Linked DNA regions of Homo sapiens: region 1 is linked to region 2. A link is a loop called in an ENCODE intact Hi-C map of the cell type or tissue named here. Cell type or tissue: CD14-positive monocyte. All regions are shown on one strand. Links, peaks and the distances in the headings refer to the core of each region. The heading gives the core; the rest is flanking DNA. Region 1 overlaps SDCCAG8 (SHH signaling and ciliogenesis regulator SDCCAG8). Region 2 overlaps SDCCAG8 (SHH signaling and ciliogenesis regulator SDCCAG8).

Region 1 (16,169 bases), core at 3,546-11,545, 140 kb before region 2:
TCTAATTTCACTAAGTACGTTTTTAGGCTCCTCTCAAATACTGCGTATTGAAGAAAAAAATCTGACACCACCGAGCCAAAGATGCTTTTTTGTCTGTTTTCGTTGTTTAACAGAATGGAAAGAGTAATGCATAGTGCTTCCTGGTGTCTCCTGATTGATTGATTGTGCACAAAGTAGGACGATAAATAAATAAAATGGAGTCTGATGGGACATTGATTAAAGGTGAAGGATGATTGATATATAGATCATGAAAAGAAAAATGAATGGCAGGAAAAAAAGTTTGGTCCTTAATATACTTTGGCCTAGTTAAAATATGTGCCTTTTTGGTGTGTTTTGTTCATCACTACAAGATAAAAAGGAAACATTACAACTCAAGTCTTTAAAAAGTTCATTTATTGAAAATCATATGTATAACCTAGCATACGAATGAGCAGATTTAAACACATAACTTCAAGCCATTTCTGAAAACATACACCAGGAGCTCTGCTCAGCTAGAGTCAGACTCCAGCTCCAGCCCGACTGCGTGCGGGGACAGCGCCCGCGTTGATGAGGACCAGCCCCACTGCAGGCTGAGGCGGTGTCACCCTGGGAAGGTCGTGGTGCGTTGTGGCATATTAAGTCTAAACCAGATGAATGTAAATATCTCTTTGTAAATCATTTATTTCACTCTGTTCCATCCAGGTCAGCAATCAGATTGTGGCATGCTGGGTAACTGGAAAAAATAATAAAAAGTAAGTTTCAATAGCTCATGTTCTTCAATGTTATTTGTCTTCTCATTTGCTGGTTTAGTCACCTTTTATGATGAAAACTGTTGTTGGAGAAAAAAACCTGTTGCTAAAAATGTGGAAATTATATGAAAAGTTTGTGCCTCATCTTGTCCACATCAAAGCCCTTCACATATGAAATAAGGTTAACTGGTTTAATGGGTTAAATTTGAAGACAACCTAGACAAAAGACACGCCTGCCTCTTAAATAAGGACAGTCTGGTGTTAGGACATGGCCAGAGAGCCATCTCTTCTGTCCGGGAAAGGACACATTGATTTGTGCCATAATCTGTTTACTGAAAATTTATCTGACCTTAACGGCAGGTAATTCTAGAACAAAAACAGGGTGTAGGCCAAGTGCCCCTAAGAAATTCCTCGTGAAACAATACAAGCTGAAACACCTCCAAATTTGTAACTGCAAGCAATTTATTGTAACCTATGAAAAAGTACTTTCACATGGAAACCTCACATGTGTTGGAAGAGGGGATTGGGTGTACTGAGGTCTCTTAGTTTTACGCAGATACAAATGTTCCAAAGTAGCTTCATGCAGATCAGGTTGGGGGAGAATCACAAGTTCAGAAAGTATTGAATACTGTTCCTGGCCTCTGCTGCCATGGCTGCCCAAATTAGTTTAAACCACATCAGGAACTAGAGTCAGAAGCCACTGGAAATGTTTCCACTCCACAAAGCATGTCTGGAGTTTCTACTGTGCACTGTGTGGGAAGGTGACTGGGCCACAGTCCTCGCCCTCTAGATTGTGAAGTCCAGAGAAAAGCCAGGATGGTATTTTCCAAATCCCGGTTTCTACGTCAGATAAATTGGGACGCACTGCAGGGCCAGGGGCCCAATCTGGTCCCTCTTTCTTTAGTTAGGAACCATCTTCCAAAAAGAGAAGTGGGCCTGCCCCTCTCCAGTGAGGATTTTCCAAGCTGGACTCCAAGGGAGGACTCTATCAACCTAATTTAAGCCATCATTAACATGGGGATTTCCAAGACAGGGCAATGAGTGAAACTGAATCCGCATTCAAGAGAAATATATGAACATCAGCCTGTTGCCTTTTATGAAAAATGAGAAAAAGTAATGTTTACATTTCAAGTAGATTTCCCAGTGTGTGAGAGACCCTGAGGACAACTTTTTCTTGAACAGGTCTGTGAGTAGTGGGGTGGTCTCAGCAGGGTAGTTAGAGTAGGTGGGGGGCCTGGCCTCAGGCTGAATGCAGGTGGGGCTCCGGCAGGAGGCCTCACTCCTCCTCGTAAACCTGCCATCCCATGCACACAGCCCTCCCAGGCCCGTGGAGCCAGGTGGACAATTTCCTGGGCCCACGGGATGCTTTGTTCTCCAGGCCCTGTCTGAGTGGCCCATGAGGAGTCCACCCCATGCACTATGCCCTAGAGCCCTGCCATTGCAGAGGGGACTCCCTTCTGTCCTCAGTGGGATACTGACAGCACGGAGACTGCCACCAACACGATCTGATTGTCAAACGCAGGGTTTGCACCAAGCTGACGTGCCCTCCAGGCCAGGTGATCGAACTGACCCAGCACAGTCCTGCTAAATGACTGGTTTGAATGGCCCTCCACCCCTGCTCCATGGATTGGCCACATAAGGCAGGTGGCCTGGTGGCCTCGCTCTTGACACAGTGGCTTCCTAACTTTAGAAATGCTAGGATGACTGAATACAAAAGGGATAAGCATAAATCCCAACAGATAACACTTCAAAAGAAAAACAACCCAACAGTGGCTCACACCTGTAATCCCAGTGCTTTGGGAGGCTGGGGCAATAGGATCGCTTGAGTCCAGGAGTTCGAGACCAGCCTGGGCAACATAGTGAGACCTCATCTCTACAAAAAAAATTGTAAAAATTAGCCATGTGTGGTGGCGCACCCCTGTAGTCCCAGCGACTCAAAAGGCTGATGTAGGAGAATTGCTGTAGCCCAGAATTCAAGGCTGCAGTGATGAATTTTGGGTAGAGAACACACCCACGTACACACAATACAGAATAGGCGTAAAGACCTGAAGTAAAAGTAAAATGTGTTGCGGAATTTTTTGATAAGCTCCAGGAAACAGGCATTTCTCATGATGAGTCTACATAATGCCTGTGGGCTCCCAGGCCACCTAGCAATTTATCACTATCGGAGCTGTTCCAGAAACGGGTGACCTCCTGATTCCGTGGGCCTGCATGGGGGTGACACAGATGTACGGGCCTCACCAGGAACCAATCAAAAGTCAGCCTGATTCCTTCCTGCGGCAGATCAGCCATGGCCATCTCTATGGGCTTTGTATTTCCTGCGGTTCAGGTGAGAAGCCCCATATCCATCCCCACTTTCACACTGTTGAACTTACCGTTCACTGCTCAACGCCCCCCCCCCCACCCGTGCCTACAGCCGTGCCTGACCCATGGTGAGCGTTCAGTCAGCACTGGAGGGCTGGATAATTTGTCCTAGGAGGTCACCGTTTTGTCGCCTCCATTTGCTGACTCTTTGGTAACACACATTTCTCTGACCGAGACAGAAGCCTTAGTTACTGCCCACATCTGGCTTGTCTGCCATTAGGGATATCCACGATGCTTATTTCCAGGAAGTCCTGTCATCAACACCACAGTGATCATGGTCTCGTCCAGGAGAGTAGAGCGTGCGTATGCCAGTGGGACATGAGCCCTCAGCCAGTGTCTCCCGTCCTTCTGCCCTTCCATTTGTCATCATGGCCCTTGCTGTGGCCCTCCTGTGGCTGTCCTGCAGCTCAGAGGGGGGCGACAGGGCGCCCTGGCCACTGCTCCCCTGCCGTGCTGTCCACAGGTGGTGGAAACGTGCCCCCATCTGCAGGCACACAGCTGCTAACCCATTTTCTTTGTTCTCATTTTAAATCCTATCGGAGTCATCTCTCCACAAACCCTGCCTCATTTATTTCTAAAGTTTGTTAAGTTCTGAGTGTAAGAAATCAGTTGCTCTGGGTGACCTGAACTGTTCCCCAGGCAACCACACTGTGGGGTCCAGCCAGCCTTTGCTGCTGCTTTGTTCCCAAACCAGCCAGAAGTGGCAGCCCGGGGAGATGGTGGCACCCCTCGCCCCTGCTCACAGGAGACCTGCCCGGGCTTCGCACTTCACTGTCTCCGTGGGTGGCTCTAGCCAACCCTTCTGAAGGTAACAACCCCTTCCCCCCCTGCTGTCCGCTCTGCTCACTGGCACGCTGTCTCTGTTTGGCCAAGTCAAAACGTGGTCCTGTTCCTTGTGTGTCTGGCAATAAAGCATCCATTTGTAACTGGAGAGGGCAGGCCCCTCCCCCTACCTCCATCTGGGGCATTTCAAAGCTGGCCCTGAGTTGACAGAGCTCCAGGGCAGCCCCTGCCTCGCTTGGTGGCTCGCCTCCCGCCTCCGCCTCGTGTTCTGGGCACCGGGGCCAGGGCTCGGCAGCTGTTCCAGCCAGGCCCGGCTCCGCCCGCACCCGCTCGGGTACCTGCCCCCATCCACACATCCTGTGGCCTGAGAAGAAGTTCATTTCCCTGCCCAGCCACTTCCCAATTCCATTCACTTCATTTCTCTGGGCCTTATTTTTCTATCTGTACAAAATGGTTATTTATCTCAAATGGCCCTTTCAAGCCCACAATGATCTCAGCACTAATCCTGTTGGTTTCATAATCATCTGTGCTGGGCTCTGGGTAATATGAGGCACTTCCTTTTAAAGGGAAGCTGGTTCTTTCTTTTTCTCTGCCAGAAATCAAGTGACATGAAAGCTAACACATGTCTCTGAAGCAACGCAGAGCTGAGATTCGAATCCAGGCAGTTTGACCTCAAAGTCCAGACTCTCCCATGCGAGGCTCTCCTGCTTGCTCTGGCAGATGAGGGGCAGCCAGTTTGATATCTACGGAATTAAGCTGCCAAATTGGGAAGGCAACCTGGATGAAATAAGCCACGTGAGCTCTGGCTCGCCACCAACGCACTGAGGAGAGAGGTGCCCTCAGCATGCTGGGCAGAACGTCGGGGAAACGCGGCCTTCGAGCAGGACCGCCCACCTGTCAGAAGGGAGCACTCCTCTACAGAGCCGAGGGGCAGTCAGCCACCCTCAGGCCCCTGCGGCCCTGCTGTCCCCAGCACAGCGACTGAAGTTCTCACTGAGGGGCCTCGTCCCCTCCGGGTCAGGCCTTTCCAGGAACCTGGCTCTGCCAGCTGCAAAGCAGGCGGGGGCTCACGGTTAAGGCCATCGCAGGGCAGCGGCCATTCTTCCCTCCTGGCTGCCCGGCTGGGCCCCTGATAACAGCCTCCACACCGCAGTCAGAGTTCAAAGCCCTCCTTCCCTTCCACCGCAGGGCTTGGCTTTGCTGCTTCTGGGCTCCGAGAAAGGAACAGGGCCGCAGAAACCAGAGGAATGGAAAGGTATCCACAGAGAAGGCCGCCTTGCAGACATGAAGTGGGACGTTCCGTAAGACAGCATCTCGAGCTGGACTTGGCGGGGAGAGGGAGGCGGCCCCGCACAGGCCAGGGAGGCCCCAGCACACATGAGGCCGGGGTGGAGGCCCTGGCTCTGCGGTGCCACCTGTCCTCCCCAGGGCGCACCCAAGCCCAAGGGTTCCTTCCCAACCGTGGGGTCTGAGTTTGTCATCTTCCAGCTTTCTCAAGTCCCCTGAGTCATGAGAACTTCCTCTACACACAGGCAGGTCTGTGTTTTATATGAACCATGTTTCCATGGTAAATAGATTTTAAGAATTCCCAAAGGACAGACAGTGTCACCAACAGCAGAGAGTGGAGCCTCTGGCTGCCTCATGTTTGAAAGTGTTAAAAATAAAGACAACACTGACATTTGGGGTTGTAATGTGACGGAATTACAGTCTTTTAAAGGCAAGAACCACTTATCTACACTACATGCAATATTCAGTGTTTTGTTCACTTGTCTAATTGGATTAAAATATTTAGCTCCCTTTAAAATCTTGATTGTGAATTTATATTGTGAAATGTAATGTCTGACTCAGGAAGCAATAAGTAGAGTGAATGTATCTGAAGGAATATAAAATTCAATTGACTTTTCTCCCATGATTCTTATTCTGAAAGTACTCACTCTTGGACAAAGTGAACTGTTAACGGAAGAGCAAGTCTGGCTAAAATGAAGCCCTATGCGCTTTTCAATATTAATTATACACGGGGCGCTCAGTCAAAAAACAAAAAGTTTAACTGTCTGCTGTTGGAGGTGTTTGGGGAAGTTTCTCCGAAGGTCGCGAGATGCTTATGTTAGACATGCAGCACCCAGGGTCTTGTGTCATTTTTTAAAAACACTCAGGCAGCAGGGAGTTAATGACATTTTAGCTGCATATGTTCAAGTTTATTTAAAAAAATATGCAAGTCACTTTGGTTGACAGTGTCTTGTACACAGTTTTGAAAGAATCAGGGCAAACTTTAACAGAGTCAGTTTTTATTTGAAAAATATTTTCTGGGAATGTATCAGTGTTTATTTTTGAGACTGACAATTCGGGTGAAAATCAGGATAAAAACAAAAAAACAACAATTTGGTTGAAATCAAATTGTTTGTTTTCATCTATTTAGAATTCTTTCCAAAAAATCTTGGTTCAGGAGGAGGCTTTTTAATTTATTTTATTCAATGTATTTGCTGTTCTATTCAAGCGCCATCTGTCTTACAGGTAGCTAACTTTGTGGTAGCTCCTAAGTCAGCTGGGCGAGGCCCCCAGGGCTCCTGGAAGGACCACAGTAAATTAGGTGACACCTCCAAGGCCTAACATGGGCAGCCTGCAGCAGCTCCGCCTTGCAGCCAGGCCTCCCTCGGCAGGGAGTCTTGCTCCCTGAGAGCTGTCACTTTTCTAGAACCTCCCTTCTCCCTTTGCTTCCAGTTGCAATGGGCCTTTCCTCCCTTCATCATCTTCTGTGTCTCTGTGTCCCCTGCTTGTTTTCGGCTCTCTTCTATGAGTCCTTTGGTATAATGAGATAATGTCGATGATCTTGAATATAATCACATATGGCTGCTGGATCCATGCACAAGTTTAAATCAAATTAGAAAGTAAATTCACTGCCAAGAATGCTTAAAAGTCATAGGGCCAACTGATTAACCACTGACAAGTCAGTTTCCGACTCTGTTTTCTAAACTGTAAGTGATTCATATGAGGGGACTAAAAGGGAATCACTCCCCAGATTGAACACTGCAGACAGAACCAAGCAGCCTGCTCAGGATACGACGGCTACCAGAAAATGCAAGTCAGCCAAAACCGTATTCATTACCAAATAAGAAAGCAGACACAGAAAATCATCTTGATGGTTGAGACCATCCTCTAAGTGGACAGATAATTTCTGTTTTCCCCTGTCCCAGATGCCATTCTCCCCAAGACTCATGTTTCCTCACCAGCTGGCTCCAACCTTCCTAGCCAGATGTTAGAGCCCCCAGGCTCTGGGCCGCAGACCCCTGACCCTGCTCCAAGCTGTCAGGCCCTGCCCAAACTCCCCTGAGACCCACCACCCTCACCCCGAATCCCCCTCCCCCCACCCCCACCACCAAGGTTTCAGCCTCCCCCAGCCAGGGCCTGCCTCTCAAGAGGGCGAGAGTGCGACTACCCAGCCCAGTCTCAAACAAAAGACAGGCCAGGGTGTGTGTCTGGAGGCCCTGACCCTCCCGGAATACAGAGTGTGGGGAACTGCATCTAGGCAAAGCTGGGCTAGTGCTTCAGTGTCTGTTTCTCCACAAGGACAAGTAAGAGCCATTTCATGACATTTAAAAGCTATTTTCTTGAAGTTGTTTCCGAACCCAGGTGAGGCAGGAGATCAATAATGCCATTATTTGTAGTCACCCTAAACTAAGAACAAGCCAAGAGGCCGGGCAAAGCTCATGCCTGTAATGCCAGCACTTTGGGAGGCCAAGGTGGGCAGATCACCTGAGGTCAGGAGTTCGAGACCAGCCTGGCCTACGTGGAGAAACCCAGTCTCTACTAAAAATACAAAATTAGCCAGGCGTGGTGGCAGGCACCTGTAATCCCAGCTACTTGGGAGGCTGAGGCAGGAGAATTGCTTGAACCCAGGAGGCAGAGGTTGCAGTAGGCCAAGACCATGCCATTGTACTCCAGCCTGGGCGACAAGAACAAAACTCATCAAAAAAAAAAAAAAAAAAAAAAACAGCTGGGCGCAGTGGCTCACGCCTGTAATCCCAGCACTTTAGGAGGCTAAGGTGGGCGGATCATTTGAGGTCAGGAGTTCAAGACCAGCCTGGCCAACATGGCGAAACCCCGTTTCTATTAAAAATACAAAAAAATTAGCTAGGTGTGGTGGTGGGTGCCTGTAATCCCAGCTACTTGGGAGCCTGAGGCAGGAGAATCACTTGAAGCCGGGAGGCGGAGGTTGCAGTGAGCAGAGATTGCACCACTGTACTCCAGTCCGGGTGACGGAGCAAGACTCCGTCTCAAAAAAAAAAAAAAAAAAAAAAAAGCCAAGAAACGAGCCGAGAGCTTGAGCCAGTGCCCTGAGTCCTGCCCACCGCAGACAGCGCCGGGGAGCGGGGAGGATGGGGGTTCTCGTGGCCAAAAGCATCCATGTGGCAGCTACCACTACCAGGGGCTCCCTCTGCCAGCCATGTTGTTGTGAGTGTTTCAGAATTCAAGCAGAAACAATTAGAATAATGAAGCCTGCCAACAGGCTAGACACTTCCTGTTGGAGGCCACAGGCCAGCCTGAGCCCCACCACCAGGGGCAGCGGGGCTCAGGACCCAGGACAGGGAGGGAAGGAAAGGGGTGGACTTTGCTTTGGAACCATTGCCCGACCCATTCTCTTCTGGGTATTAAGTGGACAGAGATGTTTAGAGTTTGACATGCAAAATTAAGTTAAGCTTAACTCATCCAGGCTGAGAAAACGGAAGCCTTTAGTTAAACCATCTCTAACCCGGACATGAGGACAGCTCTAACCCTCAGCTGCCCAAGATCTGGACCCACAGGCCACTCCAGGAAAACAGAGAGGGTGGCTGAGCACTCCGGAGCCCTCAGGCGGCACCGCATCCAAAATACCTGCTCGAACCTACAGCAGCCTCGCCCACATCATGGCTCAGCAGAAGCCTAACTCACAACTCAAGCTGATTCCATGACAAGAAGGCATCGCAGAGGCTGAAGCCCACTGACAGCCCCTACCTAGAGGTGAAGGCCAGGCTTAGCCAGAAAAAGCAGGCTCTGGGTTTAGATATTCAGCAGAGAGCTTGCAAACCTGGATCCCTGCCTCCTCTCTGACCACTAGTATTTGCAACTGAAAGCCAACATTCCCTCTACCAAATTTCTTTTGTCATGTTCATATTAAAATAACTCCAAGTGTAATATTTGAATCTGAAAGGCCGCTTTAGAGATGAGCCAGATGGGCCAGTATCAGATAGCACAGGAATGGGCAAATCATTGCTGTTGCTTCAGGCAAAAGAAGAAAGAAAGACCTGCTAGTTTTTCTGAGGATTTTTTGAGGTTTGGGGTTTTTTTAATGCGTTTTGTGAAAATTTTGCAACTCATTTGGCAATAGCCAGATTTTTAAAGCCCTGGAAGAAGCTTCTAAGCATCGGTGATCCATGTTAAGATCTAAGTGTGCTGTAAAGCAGGCAGATGGGGAGTTAAAAGGCAAAGCCCACGTTCTCCTGATCTAGTCCAGAGCCCAAAGGAAGCTGCCGTGTGCTCCAGCTTCCACGGAAGACTCCCCACAACCTGAGGTCTGACAGAGTTCTTGGCTTTAGAGGCTGAAGATTCACTCATGCCAGGAGTCACGGTCCCTCCCTCCTATGTGACAAGAGCCTAGTCACCTGCCAGGAGACCTAGTGGCTCCAGTGGTCCTGATCTTTGGCTGGCCAGGCCTAAAGCAGGTGCTGCTGGGGCCCTCCCTGGGGACCTGCCCACAGGGCTGGGTTCTGGGCTGGGTCTGGTGGAGGATGAGGGGGTCATCCTGAAAGCAGAGGGGAGGGGAGTGGCACTGGTCCCACAGCTGCTGCTCTGCAGGCCTCTGCCTTCCCTGAACCTCTCCCAGGACCCTCTGAAGATGAGGGAGAAAGGAAACACCCTCACACGTCCTCAGCCTGTGTGCCCAAGGGCCCGTGGGGCATCCCGCCTGCACTCAGCACTCCCAGTAGCCCGTGAAGCCAGGCGTGCACCATGCCCACTGTGCAGAGGAGAAACTGAGGCTGGAAAAAGGCTTAAGTTACTTGTCCGAAGCGGGGGCAGGGGATTCAGCACAGTGACACAACCTGGAATAATTCTCTGTTCTTTCCAGCTCCAAACACTTCAGAGGTTTTCAAAATGTAGTGTCGTCCAGAATCATCCCAACAGCTTGGCAAAATTCAGGTTCCAGGGCCCTGCCATGGAGCGTGCCAGGTGAGGCCTCGCCTCCTAGATTAGCTGTGGCAGTGCGGCTGTGGCTCGGACTTTGAGCGGCCCGCTCCCCCACAGTCCCTGGGAGCAGTCTCAGAAGCATGGGGACAGTAGAGGCATTTCCACCTCCAGGCCTTAGCTCCGTGGCGCCTGGGTGTGCTCATTTACTGTCTGTGAACACATGTTTGGCAGAGGGATTTTGGACCGAGTGGGAAAAGTCAGTACTTACAGGTTCCTTGAGCACAGGGTCATTTTGTGAGGAGAATGAGACTCCTCTTCGTTTTCATTTCCAGATGCATTTTTCATATTAATCATTCCAAGCACTTACTGCCTGAAGTCCCCAGGGCACTCACAGAGCACCTGGGTGCAATCCTAATTAAAGGCGGAGGCCTTGGTCAGCCCACGGACCACCTCATTATCCTAACAAACTGCTTGACGGGGCAAAATGCACAGCCTCTCTGACAGGAAGAGAAGCGATTTAGCAAACGAGGTTTCATACTGTGTTCCAAATTCACCGGGACACTTTCCTTCCTCCCTTTTCCCTGCTGGTGGCCCCGGATCTAACCTGAATGGGGAAAGCCTGGGCTGTGGAGTCAGGCTTAGCCTCCGTTTGCGGTGTCCCTACTTGCCAGCTGTAATGCTTGTCTGGGCCTTAGTTTCCCTATCTAAACCATGAAGACAATAAAGTCAGCATCGCCTGCTTGTTCAAGGGTAAAGGGAATTAATGCATGTTCTGTGTGTAACACTGCCGGGTGCTCTGCAAGCACTCCAGATATTAGCCCAGTAATCAGTCAGCTAATTTAGGATGAGATGCCTGCCTTCCATTCAAGACGACTTTGCTAATTGGGAACACCTCTTTCCTCAACCAATTCAAACCATACACGACCTTCAGAGGCAGCTCAAGGCCACCATCCTCCAAAAAGCCTGTTCTGCCGCCCACGGCCGTCCTCCCGCTTCTCCCTGCTCTCGCACCCTCCGCAGCCTGCACGGCGCAACTTGGCACTCGGTGTGGTTCGTTGATTCGCGGGCCGGGGTCTGTTCACCTGCACGGACTTTAACTCCCTCACCAGGACGGGCCCATGGCTCCGCTTCTCTGGGTCCTGCACTGTGCCCAGCACAGTCTTCGGGACCTCCCTCCCAGCTTACTGCTAACCGATGTGATCCGTGAGAAAGCCGGCCTGTTGAGGTGCATAAAAGATCCACCTGTAGACGCCCGCCCAAGGACTCCCACCTGCGCCGCGTTCTGCACAGTACCTGGGTCCGCAGCCGGTCCACCTCTTCCGACAGGCTCTGCCTCTCCAGGAGAAGCTGGTTCTGCTTGCTGAGGAGCTGCACCAGCTGCTGGGCTGTGGCCTGGCTGTGCTTATCCAGCTGCCTTAGCCTGGAGAAAAATCCACCGCAGAATTAAAGAGGGATAACGTCAGCCTTTCAACAGGCCCAGGGGCTGTGTGTATCTGAGGGAAGCCCCTGATAGGGAACCATGAGCAGGACGCCTAGGGTGACCCTGAGGTGCCAGGCTCTGGCTGGCACTAGGTCCTTGGTACGCACTGTGTGAAGGTAACATTCTAGCAAATGTGCGTGGGAACTGGGAGCCATCTCAGTACACTATCAATTAGAAAACACGCAGATAAGTGGGGTAAGTAGAAGGAAAAGGAAGCTTTGAACTCCCAAGCAGAGGTCAAAGATGAGGGGCCTAAATGCCGCCATTGTTCAGCTGGAAAGGTCTCTGGCAGGCTGAGCAGACGGCCGCCCCGGCTGGGGAAGTGGGTGAGGGCCGTGGAAACACTGAAGTAAGGGTTTTCCATTATTAATCACTCAGTCAATCACGAGCTCCGGCATCGCTGACCAGATGTCTTTAAAGATCCTAAATTTGTCATTCTGCTGATGGGCGCTCCTCTCCAGACTTGCTAATTCACTCAGACCATTATCCTCATCTGTCCACAGTCGGCTTCCTACAGCCAGCAGCACAGTCACCCATGGAACTGTTGGCTTTGGATTAAATGTGGAATTGAACGACTACCCAGAAGTGTTCTGGAAAGAAGCGAGATGTGTGGCCTGCCTCACCGTCCTCACCCATCAAAAGCACCAGCAGGCACGTTAACTCGAATTCTCACAAGGAAAAGGCCATTAAAGCTCAAGGTGCATTTCAAACTCCAGGCTACTGAGCCGAAGGCCTCGTGGGCCGTTCTGCGGACACCGGCCTCTGGCTGCCCTCAGTCCGGGCTCTCCTGGGACTCCGGGCACAACTAAACTTACACGGCCACACGTTTGGGCCTTCGGGTTGGGATAGGTTCCTTTACAAAAAAGGCCGCACATGTGGGCACAGGTACCACTGCCCTCTGGGAAACCCGGCGATGGTCGGTACCTGCCTCCGGCGCTGCTCGGCCCACACCCTCCCATTTCCCCACGGCTCCCCCGGCCCTGCCCCATCGCCCTGCTCAGCCTCCGATGGATTTGGCTAGAGTCTTTGGTCCAGGGGCCCGAGCCCCCAGCCCTGACCCTTCCCCAGAACGCACCATGACTCCCTGTTTTCAGCCACACCCAGCGTTGTCCGGGTCTGCGGGGCGCCCTACCTGTGCCGGGGGAGGCGGGAGCAGCAGCCTAGGACCCCGCCCAGGCAGAGCCGGCACTACGCATGCTCCCAGGAAGCCCCGCCTCCCCGGGCTTGGCACCTCCGACTGCCACGCCCACAATTCCGCACCACCGCCCCCCTTGCCTGTCCCGACAAGGGCCTCCTGCTGCCCGCAGGTTCTGGAGAAAGTGTAAGGACTAAGGGACGCCCTGGCGCCTCTTTGGAGCCTGGGCAACAGCCAGGCCCTGCCCTGCCTCCAGGATCAGGCTGGCCTCAACAGAACAGCAAAGATCCTCCATCCAAGTAGGAGTGTTTCCCTGTGTGTGTGATGTATATATATGGTGATGCTCCAACACCCCACCTCATCCTTCCCTCTGATCTTGGAGGAAAAGTAGGTTTCCTTCTGGCAATACCTAAGGCCATCGCTGCTCTGGGAAGCCTCATCGGCCCCTACCCGTCCCCATCACGCTGGGGCTGAGGCAGCCTTTCCTGGGAGCTACCCTCAAAGCCACCCAGTGGATCACAGAAGCTCTCCTGCAAGGCCCCAGGGGGGGGCCCGGGCTGTCCTGAACAGTGAGCGGCCGGGAGAGAGGAGGACGTCCCGGGCCAGCGGACTGGGGAACCTGCCTAGGCCGACCCTCTGACACAGGCAGGCGGCCACCATTCATCTGAGCACCTGCCCTGCTGTGGGGCCCAGGAGTGGGTCCCATTGAAGAGACAGAGATGGTAACAGCTCTTTTCCTTGAGAAGCAGACAATCTGATGCTTCCGTATTTAAATTAGTGGGTGGAAAGCATCATTCGCCCTTGAGCTCTGGAACCCTAAGGTGGCTTTTCCCCTCCGATGAAGGCCTACCTGTGGAGAGAGCTACTGGCTAAGAGCAACTGAGGTAGCCCCGTGGCTTCCTGCTTGCTCGAAAAGAATGGAACAGAAACGTGACAAATGACATCATGACATTGCTGCATGGCAAGAAGGTGCCAGGAAACGTGACAAGTGACACCATGACATGGCTGCATGGCAAGAAGGTGCCACGAGCAGCCATTGTCCATGTGGTCCCTTGCCCTGTGCTTGGATCAAATGAGATGATGGTCCTTTGGACCGATGGGCTCAGTATGTGGTTTTGAACTCCTGAAAAGGGATGGCAGCCCATCCAGGGCAATGGGCAGGGCCAAAGCCGCTCTCACAGCATAAACACCGGTCACGGCCGGCCACCCTGGCTCCACCTTCAGCGATGGGGCCGGTTCTGGCCTAGACCTTCCTCCTATGGAGCCCTCAGAACCTGGAGGAGGTTTAGTCCAGAGTGCTTTGCAACCTGGGGGCCTGGGAAGGCTATAGCGATTACTGGGGTGGGAAGGAGGAAGGAGACACCACCCAGACCCCGCTGAATCAAGTGCCTGGGTGTGAGCCCCACAAGACAGCAGGGGACCAGCTGACCAGGATGTCCACACACAGAAGCACCCCTGCTGTGAGAAGTGAGATCCCTAAGAAGGGGCAGCTCTCCCTTCACAGCTAAGAGCTGAGGATGGATTCCAATTGACTCAATTTTTAAATCAACTTGAACACTCCCAGTATTACAAATATTGGGAAAAGAGATTTTTTTTTTTTTTTTTTTTTTTTTTTTGGAGGCAGAGTTTTGCTCTTGTTGCCCAGGCTGGAGTACAATGGTGCGATCTCGGCTCACCGCAACCTCCGCCTCCGGGTTCAAACAATTCTCCTGTCTCAGCCTCCCGAGTAGAGTAGCTGGAATTACAGGCATGTGCCACAACGGCGGCTAATTTTGTATTTTTAGTAGAGACGGGGTTTCTCCATGTTGGTCAGGCTGGTCTCAAACTCCTGACCTCAAGTGATCCACTCGCCTCAGCCTCCCAAAGTGCTGGGATTACAGGCGTGAGCCACCACGCCCGGCCCGAGATTGATTTTTTTTTTTTTCTTGATACGAAGTCTTGCTTTGTTGCCCAGGCTAGGGTGCAGCGGTGCTATGTCAGCTCACTGCAACCTCCGCCTCCTGGGTTCAAGCGATTCTCCTGCCGTAGCTGGGATTATAGGCTCCTGCCACCGTGCCCAGCTAATTTTTATATTTTTCGTAGAGACAGGGTTTCACCATCTTGGCCAGGCTTGTCTTGAACTCCTGACCTCATGATTCACCCACCTCAGCCTCCCAAAGTGCTGGGATTACAGGCATGAGCCACCGCGCCTGGCTGAGATTTTTTGAAAGTTATTTATTTTTGGAAAAGCCTCCAACCCTGCACAAACCAGCCTACCCTCTGTTAATGGCTATTTCATTGCCATCATTCATTCAGAAGAGATTTCTTGGGGTGTCCTAGACACATAAGCTCTCTTTTCTTTTCCATGGTGGTTACTGCTCTGTCATATTTGTGGTGTTGAGTTCACCTCTTCATCCACCCACAGTTTCAAATAGCACTGTTGATGACTGCTAACACCTTGAGCCCCTGGGCTCACTGCGCCACAATTACCTATGTAAATTTCATTAATAAACTACCTGTTAAATTCAATAATTATCTTAATTAAAAGTTCACTATAGTCCTAGGAGGTACATGCTAGTATCATCCCCATTTCACAGATGAGAAAACAAGCTGAGATGTTAATTAACTTGCACAAAGTCACACAAGTAATCGGTAAAGCTCGGAGTCAAATCGAGCCAGCGCCCAAGTGTCCTTAACCATCGTTAATGGTGGTTAACTCACTGAGTTAATTCACCAAACGAACCAAGCCTTGCTAAACACCTCTCTTCTTCTGCTTCTTCTTCTTTTTTTTTTTTTGAGATGGAGTCTTGCTCTGTTGCCCAGGCTGGAGTGCAGTGGCATAATCTTGGCTCACTGCAACCTCTGCCTCCTGGGTTCAAGAAATTCTCCTGCCTCAGCCTCCCAGGTAGCTGGGACTATAGGCGCGCACCACCACACCTGTCTAATTTTTGTATTTTTAGTAGAGATGGGGTTTCACGATGTTGGCCAGGCTGGTCTCTAACTCCTGACCTCGTGATCTGCCCGCCTTGGCCTCCCAAAGTGCTGGGATTACAGGCGTGAGCCACCGCGCCCGGCCAACACCTCTTAAGGGTCAAGTACTGATTTAAGACCTGGGGGTCCATCAAGAATGACAAATGCTCCCGGCTCTCGGGCGGTTCCCGGCCAATGGAGGAGAGACTCACTTGTAAAAAAAACATGCTCAACTCAAACAGGACACTGAGGCATGAAGAGAAATGGCCAATATTGCAGATGAGAAGCCTGGGAGGGCTTGCGCCTGCTTAGACATGGCTCATGATCGTCGTATGCTGAGCACTTTTATGTCGGGCACTAGACTTACTGTTTATTTAGCACTCACAATTCCATGAGGCAGGAACTAATTATTATGCCACTTTAAGGTTAAGGAAACTGAGGCACAGACAACATGAATCATTGATTCAAAGTCACTCAGCGGGCAAGCTGGGATGGGAAAGGATGAGTGGGTGCTTTTCTGGCCAGGGCCAGGGGCGGGGCCTTCCCACTTCGGGGCCGCACTGCAAAGGCC
Region 2 (16,169 bases), core at 5,567-13,566:
AAAATAGGCATAGAACAGAGAGATATAGGGTAAATGATTAGGACAAAAGACTTTAAAATGGAGAGTAAGTCAATAGAATGAATAGGAGAAATCTCAAAAAAATGATTTTAAGACTCAAATTTCCAATTTAGCCCATTTATCCAGGTTATCTAGATGAACAAAATGGAATTTCAGACAGCCCCATTTCAATTTTGACCTCTCATTGGGAGTTTCCCAACACGGGTTTATATCCTGCCAAACTACAAATCTGCTCCATATTTACAACGGCACTTTGATTTCTTAGCCATCCATGCCCGATTTCCTCATTGCCCACCATCAAGGCAAGCTTCTGTCACATGGTTCATCGGTATCTAGGCAAGCTACTTACACACAGTAGGCATAAAAATAATTTTTTTATTTGACTAGAATTATTTTGAAGAAGGCAATGGTCTGGTTCTTAAACAGAAAAATAAACATGATCTGGTTCTTAAACATCAATTAGAACAAATCACATGGAAGACAGAACAGCAAATATCAAATTACAAGGAAGCTGCAGGTCATAGGCTCTGTGATGCTCTCTGTGCTATACTATTTAGACCACTGACTTTAATGAGGATGCCACCGATGTGCTGATCAAATGTGTCTGTGACACAAACCTCAGAGGAAGAATTTATTATGGCAATATGTTGAAAAGAGGATCCAAGAGAGCTCGGACAAGCTGACACGACAGGCCCAAACGAAAATGACCAAGTTCCAGACAGGTAAATGCAAATGTCTATATTCACCACCCAGTTGTAGGTCAGCAGATGCGTGCCATGAGGGGTTTTAATTGAATTTTAAGCTCAATAAGAATTTACAATGAGACATATTTGATAAACAATAAGGCAAATGATAGTTGGCTCTGATGCTAGATTAACATAAGCTTAGGCAATAGCTCCACTGCTATGCACTGGGCAGTTCAAACTAGCAGTCTCATATTCAGTAATCATCACGACTCTGGAAAGCAATGTGATAAAATGGGACACAGATGGGAGAGAGATGAAGGTGGAAAAGCTAAGGATCACAGTATTAGTAAAACTAGTAATTATTAGTGTGTATTGAGCAATTATTACATGTCATGCATTGTACTATGAGGTTAACATAGATGACCTAAAATTTTACAAAATCCTATAAGGTAGGCATTGTATCTATCCTCATTTTACAAAGAGGAAAACTGAAGCTTGCACATTTTCAGTAACTTGTTCAGATTCATTGGGTAGTGGGTAGTAAAATGAGAAATTTACTTGAGGCAGTCACTTGGCCATCTCTTCACCTACCTATCCATCCAGTTACTGTGTTACTTGAGGCAGTCACTTGGCCATCTCTTGACCCACCTATCCATCCAGTTACTGTGTTACTTGAGGCAGTCACTTGGCCGTCTCTTCACCCACCTATCCATCCAGTTACTGTGTTACTTGAGGCAGTCAACTGGCCATCTCTTGACCCACCTATCCATCCAGTTACTGTGTTACTTGAGGCAGTCACTTGGCCATCTCTTGACCCACCTATCCATCCAGTTACTGTGTTACTTGAGGCAGTCACTTGGCCATCTCTTCACCCACCTATCCATCCAGTTACTGTGTTACTTGAGGCAGTCACTTGGCCATCTCTTCACCCACCTATCCATCCAGTTACTGTGTTACTTGAGGCAGTCACTTGGCCATCTCTTCACCCACCTATCCATCCAGTTACTGTGACCCTAATTGCAATCAGGGCACTGGGGCACTGAATACAAAAGAGAATAAGACAAGTAAAAGTCTCTGTCCTCAAACAACCTACATTTTAATGGAAGAAACTGATTGTTTAAAAGCAAATGAACAATAAAATAATAAAAAACTTATAATAAGCTCCATGAAGGAGGGGAATGAGGTGCTGTGAGAGAATAACAGAGTATACATTAGTAGCCAGTGAAGTAGAGACATTGAATTGGAAACCAAAAGAAAGAAAAAGAGCTGGTTAAGCAAAGGAAGAGTGGGAAAGAATATATGTGGAAGATGTTTGTCCAAAGGCCATGGCATGTCTGAGAAGCTAAAGGCAAACCACGGAGGCTCCACTGAATGGACAGGGGAAGGGTGGATGAGAAGAGGGTGGAAAGACAGGCAGTGGGGAGATTATGCAGGGCCTTATAAACTGTAGAAAGGAGTTTGGACTCATGTTTCTAAATGCAAATGGGAAGCCATTCCAAATTGCTAAATGGAAGAGCAATGCAATGCAATGCAATTCACGTTTTGCTTTCGCAAATGTGTTGAGTATGAATAAAGAGGGCATAACTTTATGAAGCTAAGGTTGTGATAAGGAAAGATGATAATAAACAAATGAGTAAGATATGGAGTAAAATAAAGCAGAAAGGGGGCAGGAGTACTCGGAAACTGGTTTACAACATAAAACAAGGTAGTCAGGAAAGTCTCACACAGATGATTTCAGCGATGACTTGAAGGGTTATTTTGTGATCCACAGGATATCCCAGAGAACCCGGCGAAGAAAAGAGCAAGTCCAAAGGCTCTGAAGTGGTCGTGGGGGCAGACTGGTTAGCACCTTGCTAACCAGTGACATAAACCTGAGAGGAATAATTTATTATGGCAATATGTTGAAAAGAGGATCCAAGAGAGCTCGGACAAGCTGACACAACAGGCCCAAACGAAAATGACCAAGTTCCAGACAGGTAAATGCAAATGTCTATATTCACTGCCCAGTTGTAGGTCAGCAGATGCGTGCCATGAGGGGGTCACTGTTTGACTTTGCCTTTGACTGCTACTGAGGTAGGAACCACTGGATGGTTTCAGAAGGGTGACAAGATCAGACATAGGTTGTTTTTTGTTTGTTTTTTTGTTTTGTTTTGTTTTGTTTTGAGATGGAGTCTCACTCTATTGCCCAGGCTGGAGTGCAGTGGCGCAATCCCGGCTCACCGCAACCTCCACCACCCGGGTTCAAACGATTCTCCTGCCTCAGCCTCCCGAGTAGCTGGGACTATAGGCACCTGCCACCGTGCCTGGCTAATTTTTATATTTTTAGTAGAGACAGGGTTTCACCATTTTAGCCAGGCTGGTCTTGAACTCCTGACCTCCTGATTCACCTGCCTCGGCCTCCCAAAGTGCTGGGATTACAGGAGTGAGCTACCTCACCTGGCTGATGAAAGTTTAACAGACTTTCTCTGGCCCTTATGCTGTGAAGGGGCTAGATGAGGAGAAGCAGGGAGCCCCAGTTAAGAGACTGTTGCTGGCCAGGCATGGGGGCTCACGCCTGTAATCCCAGCATTTTGGGAGGCCGAAGTGGGCAGATCACAAGCTCAAGAGATCGAGACTATCCTGGCTAACACGGTGAAACCCCATCTCTACTAAAAATACAAATAAAAAAAAATTAGCCAGGCATAGTGGCGGGTGCCTGTAGTCCCAGATACTAGGGAGGCTGAGGCAGGAGAATGGCGTGAACCCAGGAGGCAGAGTTTGCAGTGAGCTGAGATCGCGCCACTGCACTCCAGCCTAGGTGACAGAGCGAGACACCATCTCAAAAAAAAAAAAAAAAAAAGAGACTGTTGCAATAACACAGCTGAAGACGACAGTACCTTGAACTAGACGGTAGCAGTGGATATATGTGAAGAAGATATATGGACAGAAGAAAAGCATCTGAAAAAATGCTCAGTACCATTCATCACTAGGGAAATGAAAATTAAAACCACAATGAGATACCATTATATACTTACTAGAACAACTAAATATAAAAAAGACTGATCAAACATTTTCAACACATATAACTGCTAAAATATGAGTATCATTATAAAAGGAGTTATTCTCATCTTGATTCTAAAACTTTCCATCAGACATAGCACAACAAAGACTGACCTAGGAGTGAGAAGCTCAGTCATCTCATTTAGATACTATCACTAAGTATTCAAGGTTTGTTCTTAGCTCACTATGCATTCACTCAATCAACAGATAAATATCTGCCGTAGGTCTCCTCTGTGCCGAGTACCGGACACACAATGAAGGGTAAGTTAAGACCCTGACTTTAAGGACCTTACAGCCACTTCTGGCATGTCATTTCAGTTTTGTGGGGCTCTGTCTTTCCTTCCTCATCTGTTGCACCCGCTTGTGCCCTCCAGGTACACACAGAACAGTGCCTTTGTGACTCTGTCCTGTTTTCCTGAATGGCCTTCACTTCCCACTCTTGTTCCCTCCAGACTGGGCTAAAATATGACTTGGATGATATATTTTTTTTCTAAAATAACAACTTTATTAAGATCATCCACACACCATAGAATTCACCCACCGAAAGTATACAATTGAATAGTTTTTAGTACATTCACGGAGTTTAGTACATTCACTGTGAGGCCGCCATGACTATAGTGCAAATGGCATCTGTGGAATTGTGCAGTGCACAGCCTGTAGAACAGTATGGAGCAAGCCTGTTCATCTGTATTAGCAATGAAATCAATTTTAGAGAATGTGGCTCAAATCTATGGGTAAGTAGGCTTCCAATGATTGAACTTCAGAATTGGACTGACGTGCTAACACTCTAGTCACCAAGAGGAAGGAGGAAGGTGCTGGCTAACACTCCTCCTCCTTAGTTACTCTAGGGAATAAATCTCTACCTGGACATGAAGTTCAGGACTGAGGAAATAAAATAGTTGTGCAACTATTACCACAACCGATTTTAGAACATTTTATCACCCCAAAAGAAACTCCATGCCCATCAGGAGTCCCTCCCATTTGTCCCCAATTTCAGACCTGGACAATCACTAATCTTTCTGTCTCTATAGATTTGCCCATTCTAAACATTTCATATAAATTGAATCATACAATATGTTGTCTTTTGTGACTGGCTTCTTTCATCTAACATGATGTTTTCAATTGTAAGTCTACCATGCTGTAGAATGTATCATTACTTCATTCTTTTTTACTGCCATGTAATATGTATCTATATACACACACCCCACATTTTATTTATCCATTCATCAGTTGATAGACATTTGGGGTATTGGCAGTTTGGGGCTACTATGAATAATGCTATGAACATCCGTGTAGAAGTTTTTGAGTAGCATGTTTTGATTTCTCTTGAGTATAGACCCAGGACTGGAATTGCTGGGTCATATGATATCTCTATGTTGAACATTTTGAGAAACTGCCCGAATATTTTTCAGCCTGTATGACTTTAAATTCTACCAGCAACTTATGGGGGAGTTCCAGTTTCTCTACATCCTCACCGACACTTGTTATTATCTGTCTTTTTTATTACACTTATCCAAAGTAGATGTGAAATGGTTTCTCATCTTGGTTTTGGTTTGCATTTTCCTGATAGCTAATGATGTTGAGCATCTTTTCACATGTTTATTAATCATTTGTTAATAATATAGTTATTATTAACATATCTTCTTTAAAAAAAGTCTATTCGGATCTTTTGCCCATTTAAAAATTGAGGAGTCTTTTTATTATTAAATTGTAAATGTACCTTACATATCCTAGATACAAGTCTCTTATCAGATACATGAGTTACCAAAAATTTTCTCCCGTTCTGTGGGTTGTCTTTTTTCTTGATAATGTTCTTTAAAGGTCAAAAGTTTTTAATTTTGATGACATTCAATTTATCTATTTTTTTTCTATTGTTCTTTGTGCTTTTGGCATCATACCTAAGAAACCATTACCTAATCCAAAGTCACTAAGATGTATGCCTATGTTTTCTTCTAAGAGTTTTCTAAGTTTAGCTCTTACATTTAGTCTTTCATCCATTTTGAGTTAATTTTTGTCTACACTATGAGGTAGGAACCCAAGTTCTTTCTTTTACCTGTGGGTATCAGGTTTTCCCAGCACCATTTACTGTAAAGTCTGTTTGCTCCCTATTGAGTTTTAATATCCTTGCTGAAAATCAATTGACTGTAAATGTGTAAAATCTTTCTGGACCCTCTCCCGCCACAGTAGGCCACACCCTTTGCTGAGCCCCCAGCACATTTAACTTCCTCACCAAACTATAAGAGTTGTTAAGAGCAGTAAATATATTTTTATTTTTCATTGCACCCCTGTGCGTATTTGTTTGCAACACATAATAGGTTATCACTAATTATTAGTTAAATAAATGGCTGCATGGAAATAAGGTAATTACTCCCAGCTGACTCACAGTCTCATCATATACAGAATGGAGGAGGTGGACTAAGTTATTAAAGTCTTTCTGACCCTTGGTGCCCACCAAGCCATTGCTCTTTATTATCTGAAGCCTTTCCTTCCATCCTTTATATGTGGCCATTGAAATAGGAAAGACTAAAGACAAAAGTTACCTTCTTTTTTTTTTTCTTGGTTTTTTGAGACAGAGTCTCGCTCTGTTGCCCAGGCTGGAGTGCAGTGGCACGATCTCAGCTCACTGCAACCTCCGTCTCCCAGGTTCAAGCGATTCTCTTGCCTCAGCCTCCCAGGTAGCTGGGAATACAGGCATGTGCCACCACGCCTGGCTAATTTTGTGTATTTTTAGTAGAGATGGGATTTCACCGTATTAGTCAGGATGGTCTCGATCTCCAGATCTCATGATCCACCCACCTCGGCCTCTCAAAGCGCCGGGATTACAGGCATAAGCCACCACACCCGGCCCAAAAGTTACCTTCATAAATTCCATTGCTATGTGGGTAAGAAGCATCTTCTGAAAAATGCCAAAGTACATAAAGTTATTATTATATATTATTATTACTTTTCAGACAGGGTCTTGCTCTGTTGCCCAGGCTGCAGTGCAGTGCATGAACACAATTTATTGCAGCCTTGACCTTCTGGGTGTGAGTGATCCTCCCACCTCAGCCTCCCATGTAGCTGGAACTACAGGCACATGACACCATACCTGGGTAATTTTTTGATTTTTTTTTTCTTTTTTTTGTAGAGATGGGGTCACACCATGTTGGCTAGGCTGGTCTCAAACTCCTGGGCTCAACGATTCTCCTGCTTTGGGACACCTGAAGTGCTAAGATTACGGGAGTAAGCCACCATGTCTAGCATGAAGTTATTTTCGACAATCAGCAGTGGTTGTAGGGGAAAAGGGATTTTCATACCAGTAATGGTTTTTTAAAATCCATTATTGTGGTTCCCTTCTGAAAATCCTGATGCATTATTATACTGATGGATAGGTGGTCATGTTTGCCTCTTCTGAGTTATAGTTTAAGGTGAAACAGTATAAACAGGAAAAAAAAAGCCCAATTCTTCTTAGTATAAATGCCTTTAGAATGTCTTCCTCTAAAGTCTTTCCCATTTTCTCTTCCCACTTCCCCCACCACCCCCCCGCCACTACTTTTCTTTTCTCTTCTTGTTTTTATAACTAAAGATAATTCTAGCATCTTTCTTGCTCTCCTAGCCATTGAAGTAAGTCTATGGTATGTCAAATTCAGCATTGAGATACTTCAAACTTCAGGTTCTGCTCAAGAAAAATCATTAGTAAGTCACAGTAAGGTTATAGATTAATAAGATATATAGAAAGCTATATATCTACATATAGATTTAAAAATACATACAGATATTTGATGTATTCGTTAGTCTGTGTTGACGCCGCCTTTAAAATGAAACATGTCTGGTTCTTATTATATAAAACCTTGCATAGCTTAATTTGCTATACACATAGTGGACCTTCAGTATATTAGGGAAGAAACACTGACCCTCCTACAGTTCTACGATAAATTTAGTTGAAAATGACACCCTAAAGTTTCTAATGCAAACTAGGATATGACAATCACCTCTCCATATGAGTGAATTCAGATTTCTTTGCAGAACATTCTAAGCAAGCTAAAGAAGAATCCACACCAGGTGCGGTGGCCCAGGCCTGTAGTCCCAGCACTTGGGAAGGCAGAGGTGGAGGGATGGCTTGAGCTCAGGAGTTCAAAACCAGCCTGGGCAACATAGCAAGACCCTGACTCTACAAAAAAATACAAAAAGAATTAGCCGGGTGTGGTGGCATGCACCTGTGGTCCCAGCTACTTGGGAGGTGGAGGCGGGATGATCACTTGAACCCAGGAGGTCAAGGCTGCAATAAGCCGAGATTGTGCCACCGCACTCCAGCCTGGACAACAGAGTAAAACACCAAATCCCAAAATAATAATATTAATCATAAAGAAAGAAAGAAGAGTCCAACAGAAAAGGTAGCATTTGAAATAATCTTTCGAGTAGAACGATTCTTTCTCTTCCATCTCAAGATCTCCTTAAAAGTTTATTTTTACCTCCCTCGTTTCCTTGGCAGCCACACTTTCTTTAAAGATATGAGCGTCCCCTCGCACTTTAATGGGAATTTTCAATGACAGCTTGACTCATGAAGAAAGGCTAATACTACTACTTGTATAATTTATTACCATGGAGAGAGGGTAGGGGACAGAGAGAGAGAGAGAGAGAGAGAGAGAGAAGGTATCAGGACTTCAGTTGTAAGTAGAGAGATTTTATACAAAGAAGAATTTTCCATTCCTATAGGAAACTCCAGAAATTTTCAGGGATGGCAGAAGGCAGGCCAGAAATAAAGACCCTGCAGCTTTCTTGTCTTTTTCCTAAATGTAAGTGTAACAAATCCACTTAAGTACAGATGTTAACACCAAAAAGAGTTAAATTAACTTGACCATCTGTTAAGAAGAGTAATATGAAAACTCTAAACACCTTGCAACTCATTAACACTCAGGAGCAGCCTAGAGTTAGATCAGGAATCTCTGTGTAGGGTGATCTGTCTCACACTGTGTGTCTAACACTCATGAACAGCCTAGAGTTAGATCAGGAATCTCTTTGTAGCGTGGTCTGTCTCATACTGAACTCCAGTGAGGGTCAGAAAAACATGCCAGGGATCTGTAAAACCTCTAAGACAATTGCAAAATTGTTTTTGGTTTCATTTTGATTGATTTTAAAAAGAACTCCCAGAGCAAAATCTTAAGATGATCATATTCTAGGTCATCTGTGTCCAGAACTACCACAGCTTTTCATTCCATGCTTGCATTTATGAGGGCAACAAGTGAAAACAGAAAGTGAAAGCATTAACTATTAATGGTGCGTTTCTCTAGTGGGAATCCACCAATGTATTCCTGATCATCATAAGTTCACACACCTAAGAAACTCTGGCCGAAGAGATTTACTTTCACAGGTCTTGCAAAAGCTGGTTACTCTCGCACAATACTACCTTTGACAGTTTGCCAGTGCCTCAAATCTTTCCAGTAGAAATTTTAATTCAGAGTGGGGCTTTAATCCTTGTTGCAAATTAGATGATGTCTGTCTTGTAAGTAAACTTAACTCTTTACAAGGCTAGACATTTTATTGTTCTATTACCAATCATAACGAAAATGTCTAAAATTGCAGATGACAGTCAAAATTCATTTTTATAATCTTAACAAAAGTGTCATGTTTATAAAGTGAAAGTGAATAACTGGAAAATACAGAATAAAACTTGAGGCTCCATGCAATTTCTGTTGATTTTATGAATATTTAATTCACAATTAAGAGGGGCAAAGAAATACTTCCTGTGTTTCTAGAAATGCAAGAATTTACAGCTGGAGAAAACTTTTGCTACCACTTGTCCAAGCTTCTCACTTCACTGGGAAATAAACTGAGGCTCTGAGAGGTTTGCTCAGGAAATTAGCTGGAAAAGCTAAATCAGAAAGTCATGACTTTGTACTCATGGTCCTTAAGTAAAGTAGTACCCTGTATGATCTGTGTTTCACCTTTCATCAACAGTCATGTGCTAATCCTCCACAAATCAAGATAATTGTCAATTCTTTATTTCTAGGAAAACAATCCTATATGACTCTAACACTGTAAATAAAATGACATTTTATTTATGTTATCTGAAATTTGAAAAATCTTAAAATTTTTCCATTACATAAAACCTACTACAAAGCAAATGAAATACATATGCATACATTCCCAAACGATACCATGACTTCTGTGCCTGACTGCAGGGCATACAGTATATTACAAGGAGACAATTATATTGGGATTCTGAGTGTTACTAAAACCCATTTTCTATGAGCAATCTATTACAACAGAGAAGTGGCACTTGAAATAATGGAGGTCAGTTATACAAAAATGCTATGGAACCAAAAGACACATATGTTCTTGGATGCACCCTCCTTTTTCACCCCCATTCCTTTGCTCAAGCTGCCATGTTGAACCTTCTAACCAAATAAATTTCTTCTTCTATCCGTGCTGGGCAACATTCTTTTTTTTTTTTTTTTTTTTTTTTTTTTTTTTTGAGATGGAATCTTGCTCTGCTGCCCAGGCTGGAGTGCAGTGGCACAATCCCAGCTCACTGCAACCTCCGCTTCCTGGGTTCAAGCAATTCTCCTGCCTCAGTCTCCCGAGTAGCTGGGATTACAGGCGCGCGCCACCACACCCGGCTAATTTTTGAATTTTTAGTAGATGCACGGTTTTACCACGTTGGCCAGGCTGGCCTCGAACTCCTGACCTCAAGTGATCTGCTTGCCTCAGCCTCTTAAAGTGCTGGGATTACAGGCATGAGCCACCACGGCTGGCCCTAGGCAACATTCTAACCACCCTGCAAGGATGTTATCTTTCCCCTCCCAAATTCCCATGCCTTTTGCATTTTGCTGATAGCTACTATGTTCTCTTTGACATATATTTATTGGCATACCTGGTTTACATACTCCTTTCTGACAGAAATTGATTATAGCTAAGTAGAGTGCACATAATATATGGTTATTGAATTAAAGCAACATATGAAGTTTAGGGCAAAAGGGCTCTAAATCTGTCATAGTGGCTGTTCTCAAAATCTAACTTACTATCATTTTCCCTTACAGGTATATGTAAATGGCCACAGTAAAGTGATCACTATGAAGAATAAGGAGCAACACAGAAAAAATGCTTAAGATAATGTTAAATGAAAAAAGCAAAAACCAAAACTAGAATCTATTTATATTTGCAAATATTATAGATGCATATGTACAAAAAGTGGAAGGTAAAACAGAAAAATAAAAACAATTTACACTGTTTGGGTGATGGAACTACTGGCTTCTGTTAATGTGCTTATGTTTATACAATAAATTTTTTTAAATGTATGCATATGTAGTAATTAGTGATATTTATATTGGATATAGGTACTAATATTTCTGGACTATAAACAAAAAGAAAGCATATGTAGTTGTCTTATGTCTAATGTCTCTCAGCTTGTTGGGCTGCATGGACACATTTAAAGAACTGTCACTACCTGGTAGCTACCAGAACTGCAGAGTTGGTACCTGAGAAGGCACTTTGCAAGTTGGCAGTTGGCTGGTAAGTCAACTTTTACAGTCAAAACAAGCATGCAAAAAAATGTTCAAAGAACCAAAACACATGTCATCCACTGAAACTGAAAATATAGCAAACATTATATTTCTTCAGGGCACACAGGAATATTCTTAGAGTCCAGTTTACAGTTTTCTATTCCCATCCAAAGGCAAATATTTATTTCTTAATGTTTCTCCTATAAGGCATATTATTTCTAAGAAAGCTTGTTTTATTTCCTATTTGTACTCTTATCTTCTAAATATACCTAAATTGCTATTTTCAGATGTGTTGTCTCTGCTTATACATTTGATTTTGTAAAATAAATTATTATGTTAAACAGCATTATCATCTTTGTTGGAAAATCAAATAACAAGCAGAAATTAATAGATTCTTTTTTTGAGCATGTTAATTGAAAAGTCAGTGTTTCTATGAATGAGGTATACATACCCTGCCTCAGAAAACAACTGCCTAAATCATTAACAACGTGACTAAATGCTAAATGCCCCAATGATCTCCAACTCGGTATTATTCACTGGATTGATTTGGAACTGCTTCTTTATGCAGAAAAATTGAATTATATTTTTTTACTGCTAATTTTGTGATTTTACCAACATGATGATTTTAGATGAAGAAAGTAATTTGGCACAGCATTTTAGAAAAATAAGTTCAATCAATAACTTAGACTTTTATTAAATGAACATATTTTAAATTATTTGTATAATCCAATAAATCCTACTTGTCCCATTCAAGCATCATCCAGGACAAGAACAAAAGAGGCTGATTTATTAGACATATGTTAGGCTGAAGAATTTTCTCAGAATTCTTGGTTAGGCTGCGATAAGAACACAAATTTCTCTAAGTATGCTGAACAATGCTTTAGGGCATACTTAGAGAAGATGCTATAAAAAAGCTTTATTGCATCACACACATGGAACCAGATTCTCCCTCTCATGGGCTGTAGCCAGCATGAAGTTCACACTACATTAATTTGCACTTGTCGATATGCTGCTTTGCAAGTATTCTTAAGGCATGTTCTAATGTGTACTCTGACTCCTCAACTAGAATATAAACTCCCTAAGGGTAGGACCTGGGTCTCCTAGTTATTACCCCCACAGTGTCTAGCATACTGGTCTGGGTAAGCCAAGCCCTCTGGAACTGCTGTTGTCTTCGTAGGGAGCAGGGACAAGAATGTGCTAAGTCTACAGACTGAAAGAGGGTGTGAAGAATACTGGAGAGCAACTCTGTCATCACCAGGACCGAGTGATTACATGTACCAAAGGCAGGCCCAAATGGCCCCTCTCCCAGTCATTTTGTAGAGGGAGAAGTGAGACTGCAGGTGGTAGTTGGATAAGTTTCTGAAGTCTGGCTCTTGAGAAGTCATCCATTATCTTAGCATATTCCCCAAAAACCTTCTGAAAAAGAGTACACAGCTTTAAAGACACAAAGCAGAGAATAGAACGGAACAGGATTTTACTTTAATCTGTAAGTGCTAGGTTTCAAGTAGAAAAGACTAACACTGCTGTTACCCACTTTTAAAAGATACAACGATGTCTTTCTAGGACGCTTCCAGAATCAAATAGAAGACTGGACCTCAGAGGTCCATGAGCTGGGTCTTCAGGTAAATCATATTGCTGCTACTATTTAAAACTAAAACTTCCAGGGAAAAGGTTCCATGGCCTGTTGCAGCAATTTCAATCTCCTTACTGTCAGAAAATTCTTGTTTCAGGCTATTGTGATTTGTAGTTGCTGTAGTTAAATCCCTTTGTTCTTGTTCTGTCCATATTGAAGACTCAAATCAGGTGTTTAACTTTTTCCTTGAAATAATTTGTCAAATCCTTGAAGATGTGAAGCAATGTTGAAGTCTTCTCTAAGTAAAAGGTACAATTCTTCAACTTTTCTTTATTGCTTTTATATTTCTCTAACTTTAAAAAGGACTGACATAGGCCGGGCGCAGTGGCTCACGTCTGTAATCCCAGCACTTTGGGAGGCCGAGGCAGGTGGATTGCCTGAGCTCAGGAGTTCAAGACCAGCCTGGGCAACACGGTAAAACCCTGTCCCTACTAAAAAACAACAACAACAACAAAATAGCTGGGGGTGGTGGCGTGCTCCCATAGTCCCAGCTACTTGGGAGGCTGAGGCAGGAGAATTGCTAGAACCTGGGAGGCAGAGGTTGCAGTGAACCGAGATTGCACCACTGCACTCCAGCCTGGGCGACAGTATGAGACTCCGTCTCAAAAAAAAAAAGAAAGAAAAAAGGACTGACTTTTAGGGCTTGCAGGCAGGCCTTCTTCTCCTTACACAAAGCCATACAATATAGATGCACTTCTTCCAACAGTCTAGTTAATTCAACTGAATTTAGGCGATAATTCCTGTGTCCTTACACTCCATCCTTAATGTCAGTGTCCAAGTGCTGAATCACTGCTGTAGATATGAGCAACCCTCAAATCCTTTTTTGCCCTCATTTTTCCAGCCAAAATTTTTGGATCTATTTCTTTTGCAGAGATACCCCACCCTGAATATTTGCTTTGATTGCTCCATTAAAGTCATTTCAAACTTGATGTTTTCTACTCAGTAGTAGCCACAACTCCAAAATTATAATTTATACAATGCCGGTAAAAAAAAAAAAAGAAAGACGCTTTCTATATCAGCCTTCTTATCTCTGAAAAATAAAATTGGAACCAACCTAAAAACAAAATTGTAAATATAAAATCATACGGTATTTACACTCCCATCCAAGCCACTAGTAAGTCATGTGCCACTAATAAGAAAATGCCATGATTATCAGTGATACACTCGCTGAGTAATGCCATTAGATTTTTAAGAGACTAAAGATGTGGCACATTTGTTATACTGCAAAATACTCTAAAACCATTGTTATTATTTAAGATACATGGGTCTTCAAACTCAAAGCTCAGCATCCTAGTAAGTCAGAGGAAACTTAAAAAATACAGTTGTATTTCTATACTCAAGGTAGGGATTGGCAACTTTTTCTGTAAAGGGTCAGACAGTAAATATTTTAGGCTTTGTGGGCTATATGGTCTCTACCACAACTCCTCAACTCTGCTGTTGTTGCAGGAAGTAGCAATAGGTGATACATATATGAGTAGGTATGGCTGAGTTCTAATAAAACTTTATTTGTAACATAGACAGCAGGCCAGACTTGACCTATGAGCTGTAGTTGGCTAACACTTTTTTATGAATACTGGGCACATTAGCATATTGAATATGCATATGTGTCTGTATATGTGAGTGGGGATATATACACATATATTAGTATGCAAAATCTCCATTTGCCCATCCCCCTGGTTATGGCAGTTTCTTGGGCACGTGATCAGTGCAGTCACACATGTGCTGTTCAGAAGGGTCCTTACACTTGCAGTTTAATACTCTGTGGTCAATGTCTTGAAATTATTAGCAATTGTATCTTAGAATTGTGTTTTTTTTTTTTTGTTTTGTTTGTTTTGTTTTTATCCAAGACAGGGTTTCGCTCTTGTTGCCCAGGCTGGAGTGCAGTGGCGTGATCTCGGCTCACCACAACGTCCGCCTCCTGGGTTCAAGCAATTCTCCTGCCTCACCCTCCTGAGTAGCTGGGATTACAGGCATGTGCCATCATGTCCGGCTAATTTTTTTTTTTTTTTTTTGTATTTTTAGTAGAGACGGGGTTTCTCCATATTGGTCAGGCTGGTCTCAAACTCCCGACCTCAGGTGATCCGCCACCTCGGCCTCCCAAAGCGCTGGGATTACAGGCGTGAGCCACCACGCCCGGCTAGAATTGTGTTTTGTAGGTGTACTCTGATGGAACAATGGAGACTGAACTCCTGTATGTGGTCTCATCTTTCCACTGCCTCACTGCAGCCCTACGCAGTTCTCAGAAATATACTCCTCTCCAGCTTCCTCTATCCCGCCCTGCCCTGCTGCTGGGGTGGGTCCCTCCACCTAGGGTGGGACCAGGGCACTGGGGGAGGTGCGTATGTCACTGGGGGAGGTGTGTGTTCTCCTGTGTCTTTTGCCCCTGGCAGAATCCTGAATGTGTGTTTAGAGAGGATTGAGTCAAGTGTGCCCATCCCTGCCATCTTAGAGCTGGACAGGGAGGTAAGAATTCCCGCCCCAGGCCGGGCGCGGTGGCTCATGCCTGTAATCCCAGCACTTTGGGAGGCCGAGGCCGGCGGATCAAGAGGTCAGGAGATCGAGACCATCCTGGCTAACACGGCGAAACCCCGTCTCTACTAAAAATACAAAAAAAAAAAAAAAAAAAAATTAGCCGGGCGTGGTCGTGGGCGCCTGTGGTCCCAGCTACTCGGGAGGCTGAGGCGGGAGAATGGCATGAACCCGGGAGGCGGAGCTTGCAGTGAGCCGAGATCGCGCCACTGCACTCCAGCCTGGGCGACAGAGGGAGACTCCGTCCTAAAAAAAAAAAAAAAAGAAAAAAAAAAAAAATGCATGTCCAGCCTGGGTTGGTGAGGGAGGAGGGGCAAGGAGAGAGAGACTGAAGAAGAAAGGAAAATGTTTTATATTTTAGTTCTTTTTAATATCACTTCTTTCCTGCTTTCTGAACAAAAGGGTCCTGTATTTTCACTTTGCACTGGGCCCTAATCAAAGGTTAGCGGCTATAAAGAATCGTCTTCTCAGATTAATTTACCAAAAGGGAAGTTGACAAAAAAACTCTATTTCTGCATCACTCATTTCAGGTCAGCTCATCCTTGTCATGTTAGGGCCTCCTGCAACATGTCCAAATCTTAAATACAAGGCTGTGAAATTAATGCTGAATTTGGGGTTTCGGATGCGAGGAAGCTCCTTTTGGGATATGATTATCAGGAATGCTGCGTGGTAGCCATTTCCTTCACATACTTTGCTGTAGGATTAATTTATACCTCTTTAGAATGACAATGAGGCATTTTATAAAAATAAAGCATAATCAAAACATTATGTACAAAATTTAAC

Evidence for each region. Hi-C counts contacts between places; a loop is a spot of excess contacts. Peaks named below come from ENCODE experiments on the same cell type or tissue, not always from the same donor. Only the 100,000 strongest peaks of a DNase experiment are listed, where the experiment ranks them.
Region 1: it touches region 2 in a loop (2.3-fold over the local background); 2 of 110 quality-filtered maps call a loop at or near these places.

Annotation. Positions count from the first base shown.
Region 1 is chr1:243,484,299-243,500,467 of GRCh38, reverse strand. SDCCAG8 (SHH signaling and ciliogenesis regulator SDCCAG8) reads right to left here. Exons shown (of 18, transcript NM_006642.5): 17 at 11,328-11,454; 18 at 377-712. The coding sequence ends at 683. It overlaps AKT3 (AKT serine/threonine kinase 3), which reads left to right. Exons shown (of 14, transcript NM_005465.7): 14 at 1-744. Among named protein-coding and RNA genes, the nearest start is that of MIR4677, 150 kb to the right of the region's middle. RefSeq lists enhancers at 3,664-4,315, 9,582-10,105, 10,106-10,629, 15,819-16,169. In CD14-positive monocyte, for the core only: a CTCF peak has its summit at 8,395 (motif pointing right); DNase peaks (open chromatin) are centred at 4,407 and 5,367; H3K4me3 peaks cover 1,511 bases; H3K27ac peaks cover 2,692 bases.
Region 2 is chr1:243,347,519-243,363,687 of GRCh38, reverse strand. All of the region lies in intron 12 of SDCCAG8 (SHH signaling and ciliogenesis regulator SDCCAG8), which reads right to left. It overlaps LOC124904569 (a long non-coding RNA gene), which reads right to left and starts at 2,896. Exons shown (of 2, transcript XR_007066974.1): 1 at 1,410-2,896; 2 at 1-1,295. In CD14-positive monocyte, for the core only: no CTCF peak of the experiment used is centred there; no DNase peak of the experiment used is centred there; H3K4me3 peaks cover 946 bases; H3K27ac peaks cover 1,278 bases.